Linked DNA regions of Homo sapiens: region 1 is linked to region 2. A link is an interaction called in ENCODE POLR2A ChIA-PET data of the cell type or tissue named here. Cell type or tissue: Caco-2. All regions are shown on one strand. Links, peaks and the distances in the headings refer to the core of each region. The heading gives the core; the rest is flanking DNA.

The links. ChIA-PET counts read pairs that join two places held together with the same protein. Peaks named below come from ENCODE experiments on the same cell type or tissue, not always from the same donor. Only the 100,000 strongest peaks of a DNase experiment are listed, where the experiment ranks them.
Region 1: POLR2A ChIA-PET joins it to region 2 with 8 read pairs; 3 of 35 experiments call an interaction of 5 or more read pairs at or near these places.

The regions. Positions count from the first base shown.
Region 1 is chr1:16,337,033-16,345,005 of GRCh38, forward strand. All of the region lies in intron 1 of FBXO42 (F-box protein 42), which reads right to left. Among named protein-coding and RNA genes, the nearest start is that of FBXO42, 11 kb to the right of the region's middle. In Caco-2, for the core only: no CTCF peak of the experiment used is centred there; no DNase peak of the experiment used is centred there.
Region 2 is chr1:16,160,071-16,168,043 of GRCh38, forward strand. It overlaps EPHA2-AS1 (EPHA2 antisense RNA 1), which reads left to right. Exons shown (of 3, transcript NR_187275.1): 3 at 4,686-6,672. Among named protein-coding and RNA genes, the nearest start is that of EPHA2, 8.0 kb to the left of the region's middle. RefSeq lists enhancers at 1,975-2,503, 2,356-2,425, 2,364-2,658, 2,504-3,031, 3,032-3,559 and 2 more and a silencer at 7,680-7,973. In Caco-2, for the core only: no CTCF peak of the experiment used is centred there; a DNase peak (open chromatin) is centred at 4,315.

The sequences.
Region 1 (7,973 bases), core at 1,851-6,850, 180 kb after region 2:
ACAAGTGCACATATTTTATCTAAAATAGTTTCAGCTAAGAGTGCACAGCAAAAACAACTGTCCAAAGATAAAAGAACAACCAAATCATTAGGTACTCAGAGGAAATCTCATTCAATATCTCCTAAGGTTCCAATGCTTCTCAAATTTTAATGTGAATCTAGTTTATAGATTCAGATTCAGTAAGCCTCGGGTGGAACTTGACACTGTATTCTCACCTTGATGATGCCAGCACTGCCAGTTTGGGGACCTTGAGTATCAAGGTCTTCAGTAACCATTAAAATGTAGCTGGTATCAACACTAGATGAGAAAATGGAATCAACAGGTATTGAGAACATGTGCCAGGTGCCTTATCTCATTTAATCTTTACGTCAACTCTGTGAGGAACATATTATCAATTCTAAGATGAGGATAAGATGAGGAAAATTGAGGCTGAGATAAATTAACTTGCCCATGATTACACAGAACCAGATTTGAACCCAATCATAGGACTCCATTTATTCTTTTTAAGAGATACTATAAATTGTCATTGAAATTAACTTCAAACCATCCTCAAAAGAATAATAGGCCAGGCCAGGCACAGTGGCTCACGCCTGTAATCCTAGCACTTTGGGAGGCCAAGGTGGGCGGATCACCTGAGGTCAGGAGTTCAAGACCAGCCTGCCCAACATGGTGAAACCCCCGCCTCTACAAAAAATACAAAAATTAGCTGGGCACGGCGACAGGCACCTGTAATTTCAGCTACTCGGGAGGCTGAGGCAGAAGAATTGCTTGAACCCAGGAGGCAGAGGTTGCAGTGAGTGGAGATCGCGCCACTGTACTCCAGCCTGGGAGAAAGAGCGAGACTCCGTCTCAAAAAAAAAAAAAAAAAAAAAAAAAAAAAAAAAGAATAATAGGCCAAACACAGTGGCTCACGCCTACACTTTGGGAGGCCAAGGAGGGAGGATTGGCCGGGCGCGGTGGCTCACACCTGTAATCCCAGCACTTTGGGAGGCCGAGGCAGGTGGATCATGAGGTCAGGAGATCAAGACCATCCTGGCTAACACAGTGAAACCCCGTCTCCACTAAAAATACAAAAAATTAGCCAGGTGTGGTGGCAGGCGCCTGTAGTCCCAGCTACTCGGGAGGCTGAGGCAGGAGAATGGTGTGAACCTGGGAGGCAGAGCTTGCAGTGAGCTGAGATCATGCTCCACTGCACTCCAGCCTGGACAACAGAGCGAGACTCCATCTCAAAAAAAAAGAGGGAGGATCGCTTGAGCACTGAAGTTGAGGCTGCAGTGAGCCTCTGCACTGTAGCCTGAGGAACAGAGTATGGCCCTATCTCCAAAAAAAAAAAAAAAAAAAAAAGAATAACAATGTTGCATGACATCTTGTCTTGGATACAGACTTTCACTTTCCTCTATTACCTGTTTCTTCAAAACGTCCTACCTTTTATTGTTATCCCCCTGCTTTGATGCTGGGCATTGTCATCCACACTTGAACCAAAATAGTAGACACCTACCTAACTGTTCTGACTCTAGCCTTTTGCCTCATCAATCTAGAGATTATTCTGCAGTCTCCAGGAATTTACTAAATGTGAGCAGACCAGTAGCATGGTAAAAACAGTGTTTCAAGAGGAATTCAAAGTACTTTACAATCCCACAATGCTCCTATCAAATCTCTCGGGTGGCATATAAACCTAGCTTCCCCACTGATAAACAAAAATATTCTGCAAAGAACATAATACATTTTAACAAGATGCTGTGATGGAATGGAACATTTTATTTCCATTTGTCTTTTTTTTTTTTTTTTTTTTTTTTGAGACGGTGTTTCGCCCTTTTCCCCAGGCTGGAGTGCAGTGGCACAATCGCGGCTCACTGCAACCTCCGCCTCCCAAATTCAAGCAATTCTCCTGCCTCAGCCTCCTGAGTAGCTGGGATTACAGGTGCACATCATCACCCCCGGCTAATTTCTGTATTTTTAGTAGAGATGGGGTTTCACCATGTTGGCCAGGTGGTCTCAAATTCCCAACCTCAAGCGATCCACCCATCTCAGCCTACCAAAGTGCTGGGATTACAGGCGTAAGCCACCCTGCCCAGCGGTCATTTATCTTTTTTCTAGTGGTGGTCAGGGCAAAGGAATGCCTTCCTGCTTCTGCCTCCTACTCACTTCTCTAGAGCAGAGGAGAGGACCTCCTTCCATCACAAGTCATTTCCTACTCCATTCCACATTAATCATTTCCAGAAGTCCATCTATACCATTACTTATCGACACAATGTCACACTATTTCATATTGTTATAGTTTTTTTGTTTTTGTTTTTTTGAGATGAAGTCTCACTGTGTTGCCAGGCTGGAATGCAGTGGCATGTTCTTGGCTCACTGCAACCTCCGCCACCTGGGTTCAAGTGATTCTCCTGCCTCAGCCTCCCGAGTAGCTGGGACTACAGGTGCGTGCCACCACGCCCAGCTAATTTTTGTATTTTCAGTAGAGACAGAGTTTCACCATGTTGGCCAGGATGGTCTTGATGTCTTGACCTCATGATCAGCCCGCCTCAGCCATCCAAAGTGCTGGGATTACAGGCATGAGCCACCACACCCAGCCATAGTTATGTTCTTATGTAAATTTTCTCAATAACCAGATTACACATTTTTGGTTAATACTTGCACAGCTGAACAGATTATGAATTTATGAAAGGTAGATAATGTCTTGATTACATCTTATCCCCAGGAAACCTAAAGGACAGTGGTGTATATGCACATGAAGTAAATCTTTGCTTCACCTGATCATAAAAATCACCTGGCCAAGCACGGTGGCTCACACCTGTAGTCCCAGCTACTTGTGAGTCTGAGGTAGAGGATCACTTAGCCTGGGAAATCCAGGCTGCAGTGAGCCATGATTGTACCACTGCGCTCCAGCCTGGGTGATAAAGCAAGACCCTGTCTCAAGAAAAAATTTAAAAAGTAAATTACCATCCTGGCTAACACAGTGAAACCCTGTCTCTACTAAAAATACAAAAAATTAGCCAGGCGTGGTGGCAGGCGCCTATAGTCCCAGCTCTTGGGAGGCTGAGGCAGAAGAATGGCGTGAACCCGGGATGCGGAGCTTGCAATGAGCCGTGATCGTGCCACTGCACTCCAGTCTGGGCGACAGAGCAAGACTCCAGTCTCAAAAAAAAAAAAGTAAATTAAAAAAATTAAAAATCACCTAGCAGGTAGATTTCCTGGAGACTGTTTCAGAAAAATAGGCATGAAAGCAGAAATCTTAATTCTATCAACAAGCACCACAGATCCAAATCCAGAAAACCTTTGGTAGTACTTTTTTTTTTTGAGACGGAGTTTCACTCTTGTTGCCTAGGCTAGAGTGAAATAGTGCCATCTCGGCTCACTGCAGCCTCCGCCTCTCCCAGGTTCATGCAATTCTCCTGCCTCAGCCTCCCGAGTAGCTGGAATTAAAGGCGCCCACCCCGCCCAGCTAATTTTTTGTATTTTTAGTAGAGACGGGGTTTCACCATGTTGGCCAGGCTGGTCTCAAACTCCTGACCTCAAGTGATCCACCCACCTTGGCCTCCCAAAGTGCTGGGATTACAGGCGTGAGCCACTGCGCCCGGCCAACCCTCTACTGAGGGTTAGGGTTTTGCCATGCCAAGGTTAAGTTACTTCTAAAACTTAACCTTATGTTCTCATTTATAATTTTCTTACAATGCTTTATACACTTTACTGAGCAATAGGCTTAAAATACGGTTAATAAAACTTGCAGAAAAATACAAAATAGTATAAGCAGGAGTAGATATTATAGAACAACTGAACCCTTATTTCACAAATGAGGAAAGTGAGGTCAGAAAACCTAAGTGGCTTTAAGGTCATACAGCCAATGAGTAGCAAAAATAGAAACTGTATCTTTTGTCTTTCAGCCCAGCACTTCTTCTATTGTACCATACCAAAATTTATTTATAAAAAATCAGCAGTAAAGCATTATTTACTAATGTCCATCAAAAACAGACCAGTTGAACAAACTCTGGTGCATCCTCACTGTGTAGGTGTGGAAATGAATAAGGACTACCTCTGTTCCAATATGGAATGATCTCCAAAATATACTAGGTGAAAAGACCAAGAGGCTGAGCAGCGTATATAGTAGGAAAACCTTTTGCATAAGAGAAAAAAAGAATATATGCAGATATTTGCTTATTATTGCAAAATCCAACATTTAAAGGATAAACCAAAACCAAATAAATATTAGAATGGTTCAAGCACCAACCATGAGACAACCCTTGGCAATTCCTCCTCAAAGTCCCAGCTATAAAAGTGGTAGTAGGCTGGAAGCCGTGGCTCATGCCTGTAATCCCAACACTTTGGGAGGCCGAGGCGGGCAGATCATGAGGTCAGGAGTTCGAGACCAGCCTGACCAACATGGTAAAACACCGTCTCTACTGAAAATGCAAAAATTATTTGGGAGTGGTGGTGCACGCCTGTAATCCCAGCTACTCAGGAGGCTGAGGCAGGAGAATCGCTTGAACCTGGGAGGTGGGGAGGCAGAGGTTGCAGTGAGCCAAGATTGCACCCCTGCACTCCAGCCTGGGCAACCAAGTGAGACTGCGTCTTTTAAAAAAAAAAAAAAAAAAAAAAAAAGTGGCAGTAAGTTTGAGTGGTGGTCCCTACTATTTGATATTCTTAAAAGTTCTGGGCCGGGTGCGGTGGCTCATGCCTGTAATCCCAGCGCTTTGGTAGGCCAAGGCGGGCGGATCACCTGAGGTCAGGAGTTCGAGACCAACCTGACCAACATGGAGAAAACCCCGTCTCTACTAAAAATACAAAATTAGCCAGGCATAGTGGCGTCTGCCTGTAATCCCAGCTACTCAGGAGGCTGAGGAAGGAGAATCGCTTGAACCTGGGAGGCGGAGGTCGCGATGAGCCAAGATCGCGTCATTGTACTCAAGCCTGGGCAACAAGAGAGAAATTCCGTCTCCAAAAAAAAAAAAAAAAGTTCTGGGCCAGGCGCAGTGGCTCATGTCTGTAATCCCAGCACTTTGGGAGTCTGAGGTGGGTGGATCACCTGAGCCCAGGGGTTCAGGACCACCCTGGACAACATGGCAAAACCCTAACTCTACAGGCCAGGTGCAGTGGCTCACGCCTGTAATCCCAGCACTTTGGGAGGCCAAGACGGGCGGATCACTTGAAGCTGGGAGTTCAAGACCAGCTTGACCAACATGGAGAAACCCCGTCTCTACTAAAAATACAAAATTAGCCGGGTGTGGTGGCACATGCCTGTAATCCCAGCTACTCAGGAGGCTGAGGCAGGAGAATTGCTTGAACCTGGGAGGCGGAGGTTGCGGTGAGCCGAGATCACGCCATTGCACTCCAGCCTGGGCAAGAAGAGCGAAACTCTGTCTCAAAAAAAAAAAAAAAAAAAAACCCTAACTCTACAGAAACAATGGACACGGTGGCACCTGCTTGTAGTCTCTGCTACTAGGGAGGCTGGGGTAGGAGGGTCACCTGAGCCTGGGGAGGTCAATGCTGGAGTAAACCGTGATCGCCCACTGCACTCCAGTCTGGGAGGCAGATTGAGATCCTGTCTCAAAAAAAAAAAAAAAAAGTTATAGTAATACCATCTCCTCCCTTTTGTTCCCCTGACCCTTAATAGTTTCACCCTACAGTAATTAATTTCTAAGTTACCTACTGCTATGGTTTAGATAAGGTTTGTCGCCACCAAAACTCATGTGGAAATTTGATCCCCAATGTGGTGGTGTTAGGAGGTGGGGCCTACTGGGTGGTGTTTAGGTAATGGGGGCAGATCTCTCATGAGTGACTTGGTGCTGTTCTCCTGGTAGTGAGTGAGTTCTGGCTCTCCGAAACTAGATTAGTTCCTGGGAGAGTAGGTTGTTATAAATCAGGCCATCCCCAACGTTTCCCCTATTCACATGTCAACTTCCCCTTTGACCTTTCCTGCCACACTGTGATACAGCTGGAAAGCCCTGCCAGAAGCCAGGGCCATGGACTTGAACTTCCTAGCCTGTAGAACCATGAGCTAAATAAACCTCTTTTCTTTATATAATAAATTACTTAATCTCAGGTATTCTTTACAGAAACACAAAATGGACTAAGACACCTACTCTACCATCTTTTGCCCTTCTGGTGTTATAACACATATGTAACCAATTCCCTATATTAAATTTCCTCTTTGAAATATTTAGTATATTTTCCAGTTTTTGGCTGGATCCTGATGGATAAAAAATTCTAAGGATTTAGAAGAACTGCAGGCTAGGCGCAGTGGCTCACGCCTGCAATGCCAACACTTTAGGTCAAGGCAGGTGGAGGATTGCTTGAAGACACGAATTCCAGACCAGCGTGGGCAACATGGCAAAACTCCATCTCTACAAAAAACACAAAAAAATTAGCCTGGCATGGTGGCATGTGACTGTAGTCCCAGCTACTCAGGAGGCTGAGATGGGACAGTAACTTGAGCCTGGGAGGGAGAGGTTGTAGTAAGCAGAGATTGCACCACTGCACTCCAGCCCAGGTGACAGAGCCAGACCCTGTGTCTAAAAAAATAAAAATCAAAAAAATTCCCAGCACTTTGGGAGGCCGAGGCAGGTACATCACGAGGTCAGGAGTTCAAGACCAGCCTCGCCAAGATGGTGAAACCCCATCTCTACTAAAAATACAAAAAATTAGCCAGGCGTGGTGGTGGGTGCCTATAATCCCAGCTACTTGGGAGGCTGAGGCAGGAGAATCGCTTGAACCCAGGAGGTGGAGGTTGCAGTGAGCCCAGATCGTGCCATTGTACTTCAGCCTGGGTGACAGAGACTACGTCTCAAAAAAAAATATTGGCCAGGTGTAGTGGTGCCCACCTGTAGTTCTAGCTACTCGGGAGGCTGAGGCAGGAGGATCGCTTGAGCCAGGAGATTGGGGCTGCATTGAGCCATAATCACACCACACTTTAGCATGGCAAAAAAAAAAAAAACAACAACAAAAAAAGAAAACTGCAAAGGGATCTTTTTTTTATTTTTTTGAAACAGAGTTTCACTCATGTTGCCAAGGCTGGAGTGCAATGGCGCAATCTTGGCTCACCGCAACCTCCACCTCCCAGGTTTAAGCGATTCTCCTGCCTCAGCCTCCCAAGTAGCTGGAATTACAGGCATGTGCCACCACACCCAGCTAATTTTGTATTTTTAGTAGAGATGGGGTTTCCCCATTGTTGGTCAGGCTGGTCTCGAACTCCTGACCTCAAGTGATCCACCCGTCTCAGCCTCCCAAAGTGCTGGGATTACTTTAAGTTAGCTTCAGGTATTTTATTAGTAGTAATATGGAATATATATAATTTTTTTTTTTTTTTTTGAGACAGAGACTCTACCGCCCAGGCTGGAGTACAGTGGCTTGATCTCAGCTCACTGCAACCTCGGCCTCCCAGGTACAAGTGATTCTCCTACCACAGCTTCCCAAGTAGCTGAGATTACAGGCACATACCACCACACCCAGCTAACTTTTTTTTTTTTTTTTTTTTGTATTTTTTAGTAGAGACGGGGTTTCCCCATGTTGGCCAGGCTGGTGTCAAACTCCCAACCTCAGGTGATCTGCCCACCTCAGCCTCCCAAAGTGCTGGGATTACAGGCGTGAGCCACAGCACCCATCCAGTTGTTACATTTTTAAACCTTCTTATACATACATAGGATAAAGCAAATAAATGTTAATATTATTAAAACCAAATATTTCAGTATGAGACAAATATAAAATCAAAAGAAAAAATCCCATAAATGTGTTAAATTCAGTTGTAAATATCAATATAAAGTTCTGATTTCTAATAATATTTTCTGGGCCGGGCGTGGTGGCTCACACCTGTTATCCCAACACTTTGGGAGGCCAAGGTGAGTGGATCATCTGAGGTCAGGAGTTTGAGACCAGCCTGGCCAACCTGGTGAAACCCCATCTCTACTAAAAATACAAATATTAGCTGGGTGTGGTGGTGGGCACCTGTAATCCTAGCTACTCCGGAGGCTGAGGCA
Region 2 (7,973 bases), core at 1,466-6,465:
CAGGCTAGATCCAGCGCGCACTCTCATGGGTACCTGCCTCAACCATTGCCTCTGAATTCCACTGAACCTGGAGAGCAGTGCCCCGTCCTGGAATGTGCCAACTCTCCGCAGCTGGGATCTTTAAGGTCAGTCTAATTACTACCTCTTGGGTGAAACCCCCAGGGATCAGGCCCCCCCTAGAGCCCCAGGGGCCTCCATGCTACATGCCTACCAGCACCCTGCTCTCAACCAACTGAACTCTTTTTTGTTTTTCAAAGCCTCTGAACTATCTTCTCAACTAGACTGTAAATCCCTCAGAGGCAGGGTATGAATCCAGCAACAGGTAGAACAGTTCCCCACACATTCTGCTCAATAGATGCTAATTTTTTTTTTTTTTTTTTTTTTGAGACAGAGTCTTGCTCTGTCCCCCAGGCTGGAGTGCAGTGGCGCAATCTCAGCTCACTGCAACCTCCACCTCCCGGGTTCAAGTGATTCTCCTGCCTCAGCCTCCTGAGTATCTGGGATTACAGGTGCACGCCACCACACCTGGCTAATTTTTGTATTTTTAGTAGAGACAGGGTTTCACCATGTTGGTCAGGCTGGTCTTGAACTCCTGACCTCATGATCCGCCCTCCTCGGCCTCCTAAAGTGCTGGGATTACAGGCGTAAGCCACTGTGCTTGGCCTTAGATGCTCACATTTGATGGTGACATTCTAAATTAGTTTCCTCCATTCATTTCCTTTTTTTTTAGACGGAGTCTTGCTCTGTCACCGAGGCTGGAATGCAGTGGCGCAACCTCGGCTCACTGCAACCTCCACCTCCCGGGTTCAAGGGATTCTCCTGCCTCAGCTTCCCTAGTTGCTGGGATTACAGGCACACACCACCATGCACAGTTCATTTTTGTATTTTTTAGTGGAGATGGGGTTTCACCACGTTGGCCAGGCTGGTCTTGAACCTCTGACCTCAAGTGATCCTCCCACCTCGGCCTCCCAAAGTGCTGGGATTACAGGCGTGAGCCAGCACGCCCAGCCCCCTCCATTCATTTCTTTTTTTTATTTTTTATTTATTTATTTTTTAGACAGAGTCTCCTTCTGTTGCCAGGCTGGAGTGCAGAGGTTCGATCTCGGCTCACTGCAACCTCCACCTCCTGGGTTCAAGTGATTCTCCTGCCTCAGCCTCCCGAGTAGCTGGGACTACAGGCACGCGGCACCACGCCCAGATTTTTGTATTTTTAGTAGAGACGGGGTTTCAGCATGTTAGCCAGGATGGTCTCCATCACCCTCCCAAAGTGCTGGGATTACAGGCGTGAGCCACCACACCCAGACCCCTCTGTTCATTTCAATCCACATTTCTTGAAGGCCTGCTCTATGCCAGGCCACTTCACCTCTGTAAACTCATTTAATCCTCTCTAGCCCTGGAAGGAAAAGCTAATATTGCCTCCATTTTTGCAGAAACAACGTGAGGCTCAGAGAGAAGAAATGACTAAAATTACACAGCTGGTACATGGCAGAGGTGGAACTAAAAAGTTAAGTGTGTCTACCCCAGAGCCGAGTAGACCTGCTCTTTTTTGAACACTTCCTGGACTTTCATGCCTTTGTCCCAGCTGTGCCCTCTCCCTGGATGCCCCTTCCATCTGGGCAGCTCCTACTAGACCTGCCTTGGCATACATAACACAGGAGAACGGATTGCCAAAGGGTAGGAGAGTGCCTGGTCTATAGTGTGCGCCCAACACAGATTTGGTGAATGAATGAACACTGGGTCCAGCAGACCTGGATTCTTCCATGTAACCCACTGTGTGGCCTTGGTGGAGCCATGCGGGTGCAATAATCCTGGTTTCCACCCTTCAGGGCTGCTGCTGGGACTCAGTGAGATCATCATGTATCTAATGCCCTTTGCTCAGTGCTGGGCACACAGTCAATGCGCATTGAATCTTAGCTATTGCTACCTTTACAATCAATCAAAAGTCACTTCTGAAGAATAGACAGGGCTCCCCCAGGCCAAATAAATAATTCCTCCCGGGACAAACCCCAGCTCTCACTCCCTCCTCTTTAGGCAGGGGGCTCCCTGAAGGACAGAGACCCGGTTTTATTCCATCTTGCCGTCCCCCATGGTGCCGGGCATACAGTGGTGCCCAGTAAACGTGTGTGTTGCACAAACATGCGGTAACTAGGGCCCCATCTTTTTCAAAAGAACACACTCCCCAGGTGCAGCCGCAAAGAGAGACTGTTCAGCTGTTCAGGTGAGGTTTTGGGGTGAAACTCGTCTGAATAATAGTTTTACTGAACACAGCCTCACCCCCAACAAGGAGGCAATTTGAGGTGGGGGTGGGGAGACTTAAATGTGGGCTCCCGGGTTTTAAAGGGGGTAGCGCGGGAGGAAGCCCCCCAATAATTGCGGGGCTTCCCCCACCCCCAGAGCTGGATTAGAGGCTGCGCCACTTCCTTTGGGGCTCGCTCGCGCTTCCTGGGAGCCTTTGATGTGGGTTCTTGGTAGATCCTGCCCGCGGGGCCTGGATGCGGGCGGAGCCTCCGGGCAGGGCGGGGCCTCAGCCTGGGTCCGCACTGGGGAGGCGGCCACCCGGTAGCTTGGGCGGGTTCCGCCCACCTCCCGCCTGTATTTACAGCCCCCTTCCAACATCCCCGACTCCCTGAGGGCGCCCCTCATTCTGCTCGGCCTTGCCTTCCCCATTCGGCCACATCCTCCTCTCTCCCAACTCAGCTTCGACCCCCAAAGCCTTTCCCTAACCATCGGAACCACAGGCTTTTCTCCGGCCTCTGAGTGCCAGTCTTCAACTAGGTGTCTTTTAAAAAATCAAAAAGCATCTCATCCTACGGGATGTGTGTGAAAAAATAAAAATAAAATAAAGAAAAAGGGGGCCGGGCGCGGGAGCTCACGCCTGTAATCCCAGCACTTTGGGAGGCCTAGGCGGGCGGATCACCTGCAGTCAGGAGTTCGAGACCAGCTTGACCAAACTAGAGAAACTCCGTCTCTACTGAAAATACGAAATTAGCCGCGCATGGTGGCGCATGTCTGTAATCCTAGCTACTCTGGAGGCTGAGGCAGGGGAATCTCTTGAACCTGGGAGGTGGAGGTTGCAGTGAGCCGAGATAGCGTCATTGCACTCTTGCCTGGGCAATAACAAGAGCGAAGCTCCATCTCCAAAAAAAAAAAAAGAAGAAAGAAAAAAAGAAAAAGATAGCCCATCGCTCCTCCATTGCAGACCCAAAGGCTGTCAGCTGAATGGAAGGTGCTTCCTCACGACCTTTGGGATAAGTAAATTTGAAGTAATAGAAATAGCCAGCTGGGCGCGGTGGCTCATGCCTGTAATCCCAGCACTTTGGGAGGCTGAGGGGGGCAGATCACCTGAAGTTAGGAGCTCGAGACCAGTCTGGCCAACATGGTGAAACCCCGTCTCTACTAAAAATAATTAGCCAGGCGAGGTGGCGTGCACCTGTAATCCCAGCTACTCAAGGAGGCTGAGGCAGGAGAATAGCTTGAACCCGGGAGGCAGAGTTTGCAGTGAGCTGAGATCGCGCCATTGCACTCCAGTGAGCCGAGATCGCACCATTGCACTCCAGCCTGGGCAACAAGAGCGAAACTCCATCTCAAAAAAAAAATTTTTTTTGAAAAATAGGCCAGGCCTGCCTCAGTGCTCTTACACGTACTGTCCCCTCTGCCTGGATCAGTTTGTGCCCCTGCCCCCAAATTTTCAGGGCTGGCTCCCTCGCCTCCTTCAGATCTCTGTTTGAAGTTCAGCTCATGTCTGCCACATGTCCTAACCACCGTATTTAAAATAGCAGCCTCAGGCCAGGTGCGGTGGCTCACGTCTGTAATCCCAGCACTTTGGGAGGCCAAAGCAGGCAGATCACCTGAGGTTGGGAGTTCGAGACCAGCCTGACCAACGTGGAGAAACCACATCTCTACTAAAAATACAAAATTAGCCGGGCGTGGTGGAGCATGCCTGTAATCCCAGCGACTCTGTCTCAAAATAAAATAAAATAAAATAAATAAAATAAAATAAAATAAAATAAAATAAAATATAAAATAAAATAAAATAAAATAAAATATAGCAGCCTCTCACCCCACTCCACCTCTGGACTCCCTGTCCCCCTTCCTTGCTGTATTTTTCTCCATAGCAATTACCACCACCAGCTGCCACACTCCAGAGATTACCGTTCGTTTGTCTATTGTCTGTCTCCCCCTGCTCACACCACCCCCATTCGTGTGTGAGCTCCAGGAGAAGGGCCGGGGTTGCTGCTGCTCTGTGAGTCATGAACCGTCCCCACCCCCTAGTCTGTCCTACAAATTTGTTAAATGAATGAGCAAATAAACATAGTGGCTTCCCAGCTGACCAGTGATGAAAGCTTACACTGCGTGATCTAGGCTAGTCACTGCTGTCTTTCCCTCCCTCTCCTCATCAGTGCATTGAGAGATGACAGTAGCTCGGCCTCTTAGAGCAGTATGACGATGGCACAAGTTACTATTTGCCAAGCACAGAGCATGACGTCATGCCCAGAAGCCCAGGATACAATCCAGAGACAATGACAAATGGGGGATTCCCGCTTCTGCAGAAGGTGGGGCGACTGGTGCCCAGGGGCCCCCAGGAAGTGCCCTTACCTGACTCCCAGGATCCTCCTCTGTGACCCTGGGGCCTTCCAACCTGCCAGGTACTTTTCCTGTATTATCTTATTTTATCCTCCCAATAGCCTCTGTGAGCAGCACACTCCCCATTTCACAGACAAGGAAACTGAGGCTTACACAAGTGAAGTGACCTGCTCGACGTTGCACAAGGAAGTGGCAAAGTCAGCCTCTGAATCCAAGCCGTTGGGCTCTAAAGGCCCTGATGCCACTCAGCTAACCATGTGGCCTCTGGACATCACTGCCATCTTTTCTCTTACCCTCCTCTCCTCCTTGCACTGTGTTCTGAGGGTCAGCCTGACAACCCGTGTCCCCTGGGCAGATGTGCAGAGGAAGATCAAGTTGTTGTTCGCCAGGGGCCGAGGGCAAATTTCTGGCTTCCCACGGCCACCACTTACTGGGAGTTTCGGATGAGGTGCTTCACTGCCCTGAGCTCTTCTTCCGGGTCAAGTGGGGATAAAAATAAAACAATACCCACCTTGTGGGAAGACATGGGATCCTGAAAAACCTGGCAACGTGCCTGGCACATGGCAAGTACTCCGTAAATGTCAGCTAGGATTATTTTTATCATTGACACCATATTTGGGGGCCCCAGGCTGGCAGAGTACCTGCCAGGTGTCACCCCCTTCCTGAGTCCTGACAGTTTGGCTGCAGGCCTGCGTGGAGGCTTGGAAGGAAGAAGGGAGGAAAGGAGGAAAGGAGGAAAGGAGGAAGGGGTCAGGGAAGCCCCTCTGTTTGTTTTCTGTCTCTGAGAACTTCCCAGTCTGACTCTAGCCCCTTCCCCTCCCTGCAGGCACTAACACACAAGTCCCCCATTCACCAGAAATCTGTCCCAGGCTCCCTGGCTGCCATGCTCCCTGGATAAACCCACCAGGATGCCCTCAGCCCCTGAGGGAAGAGGAGAGAGCTTACACTCCTCCGGGCCCCTATTTCCACGCCCATCACCAGGCCTGGGCCCTCACAAGGCTACACACACACCAGGAAGTGCCAGGAACACAGCCACGCCAGAGCTCTCACAGATGCCTGTGCACACACACACACACACACACACACCTTTCCAGGCAAACTTGCATACACTTTCCTAATGGCCAGGTCTCAGGGGCTCTGTAGGGACCACCTCGGGACAGGACATGGTCTTCCCTCCCCCATTCCCATTCCCCTTCCTGCCCTGTTTCCCTCTGTCTGTCCATCCATCTTCATCAACCAGTCCCAGTGGGCCCCTGCTCACTCCCTCCGTTCCCCCTCCATCCGTCCGTCCACACATGGGTCCATCTGTCTGTCGCCTGCCTGTAGCTAGCCCTGCAGTGAGCAGTCTATCCCTACCCAGCCCTGCCCATCACTTCTGCCACAACACCCCTGCAAGATCCTGTCCCTGTCCTCAGCAGGGTCTCTCATCATTTCTCTAGAACCCACCCATCTATCCCCCCACCCCTTCAGCTGTGTCCTTCATCTGTCAATCTGTCCATCCATCCAGCCATCCATCCATCCATCCATCCATCCATCCATCCATCCAGCCATCCATCCATCCATCCAGCCATCCATCCATCCATCCAGCCATCCATCCTTCCTTCCTTCCTTCTTCCTTCCTTCCCACCTTGGCCCAGCCCCTCTCAGCCCCCTCTGCATCCCATCCATCACTTCTCAGACAGGCCTCCCCAGCCAGGTAGTCACCTCCTAGCGGCTCCATCTGTCTGTCTGTCTACCAACCCATCCATCCATCTGTCTGCCAGCCCATCCATCATGCCACAGGCCACTTGTCCATTCTTGCCACCTTTCACATGTTCCCTAGTTAGGCCCCTGTGGTATCCCCCAGCCAGCGCAGTGTAGGTGGGGGGCGTGTGTTCATGTCAGTAGATATGTCTGTGGCCGCCAGCATGCCTTGTGCTGAGCAGAGGGCAAGGGACCTGGATGAGGAGCTGGGGAGGGGTTGGGGACAGGAAGACTGGGAACCTCTTGGTGGGGGGCACAGCAGCTTCCCTGTGTATTCTCCCTGTGGTCTGTTGCACCATAGGCATCAATGGCCTGCTCAAAAATAAATACACGACTGGAAAACTCTCCCACCTCCATTCTTTTTCCTTTTTGGGGGGGTGGTGGGGACAGAGTCTTGCTTTGTCCTCCAGGCTGGAGTGCAGTGGCACGATCTCAGCCCACTGCAACCTCCACCTCCTGAGTTCAAGCAGTTCTCCTGTCTCAGCCTCCCAAGTTGCTGGGATTACAGGCCTGCGCCACCACGCCTGGCTAATTTTTGTTTTTTGGTTTTGTTTTTTCTTTTCCGGGATGGAGTCTTGCTCTGTCACCCAGGCTGGAGTGCAATGGCCGGATCTTGGCTCACTACAACCTCCGCCTCCCGGATTCAAGTGATTCTCCTGCCTCAGCCTCCCAAGTAGCTGGTATTACAGGCACGCGCCACCACGCCTGGTTAATTTTTGTATTTTTAGCAGAGATGGGGTTTCACCATTTTGGCCAGGCTGGTCTCGAACTCCTGACCTCAGGTGATCCACCTGCCTCTGCCTCCCAAAATGCTGGGATTACCGGCATGAGCCACTGTGCCCGGCTTCCGTTCTTCCTGATTACTTAAGAGGGGCCTGACTAATGCCCAGCATGGTTGGGGACCCAGGCCCCTCAAGCCCTGGAAGTCCCTTGCCTGGGGTCATCCAGTCTCCTCCCTCAAAGGGCTCTCACTCCCCACCGCCGCTCCCTCTCCTCTTCCTGCTGCTGAGAGACGAGAGACCAGCAGAAAGAGACTTGGAGAGACGGAGACACAGAGGCAGATGGAGAATGCTGGGCGCCCGGGAAAGCCCAGGAAGGAGCCCGGGCCACGTGGAGGAGAGGCAGGTGGGAGGAGGCAGGAGAGAGCAAGGCTGCCCAGGACAATGGAGCGGGACCGGAGGAGACGCGGGGAGGGACGCGGGCCAGGGGTGCGGTGGGGGGCACGGGGTGGAACTCCGGGTCCCGTAGGGCGGGGTGGGGGAGTGGGTGGGGGGATGGCCCACCTGCCGTGGGAGCGGGTCCGGAGGAAGCTAGGGTCTCGGGGTGGGAAGTGCTGTGTAGAAGCGAGCGCAAGAGGCGAGAGGAAGCGCGGCGGGGCGGCCCCTGTCCCAGCCTCACCCCCATCCCCCCAAGTCTCGCACCCCGGTCCGCCCCAGCTTCCGGCTCCGCAGGTGCCGCCTTTGAGGGCCGCCGCTCGCAGTTTACCGCGGAGCCGGAGCCAGAGCCCCTTCCCCGCGGCGAGGAACTGCCTCTGCGTCTCGTAAAAGGGGTCTGGGCCTGGGGGGCGGCGGCCTCCGTCGCCATGGAAACCGGGGCGGGGAGGCGGCGGCCCGGAGAGCCCCATGCACTTTGCATACCATTGCAGG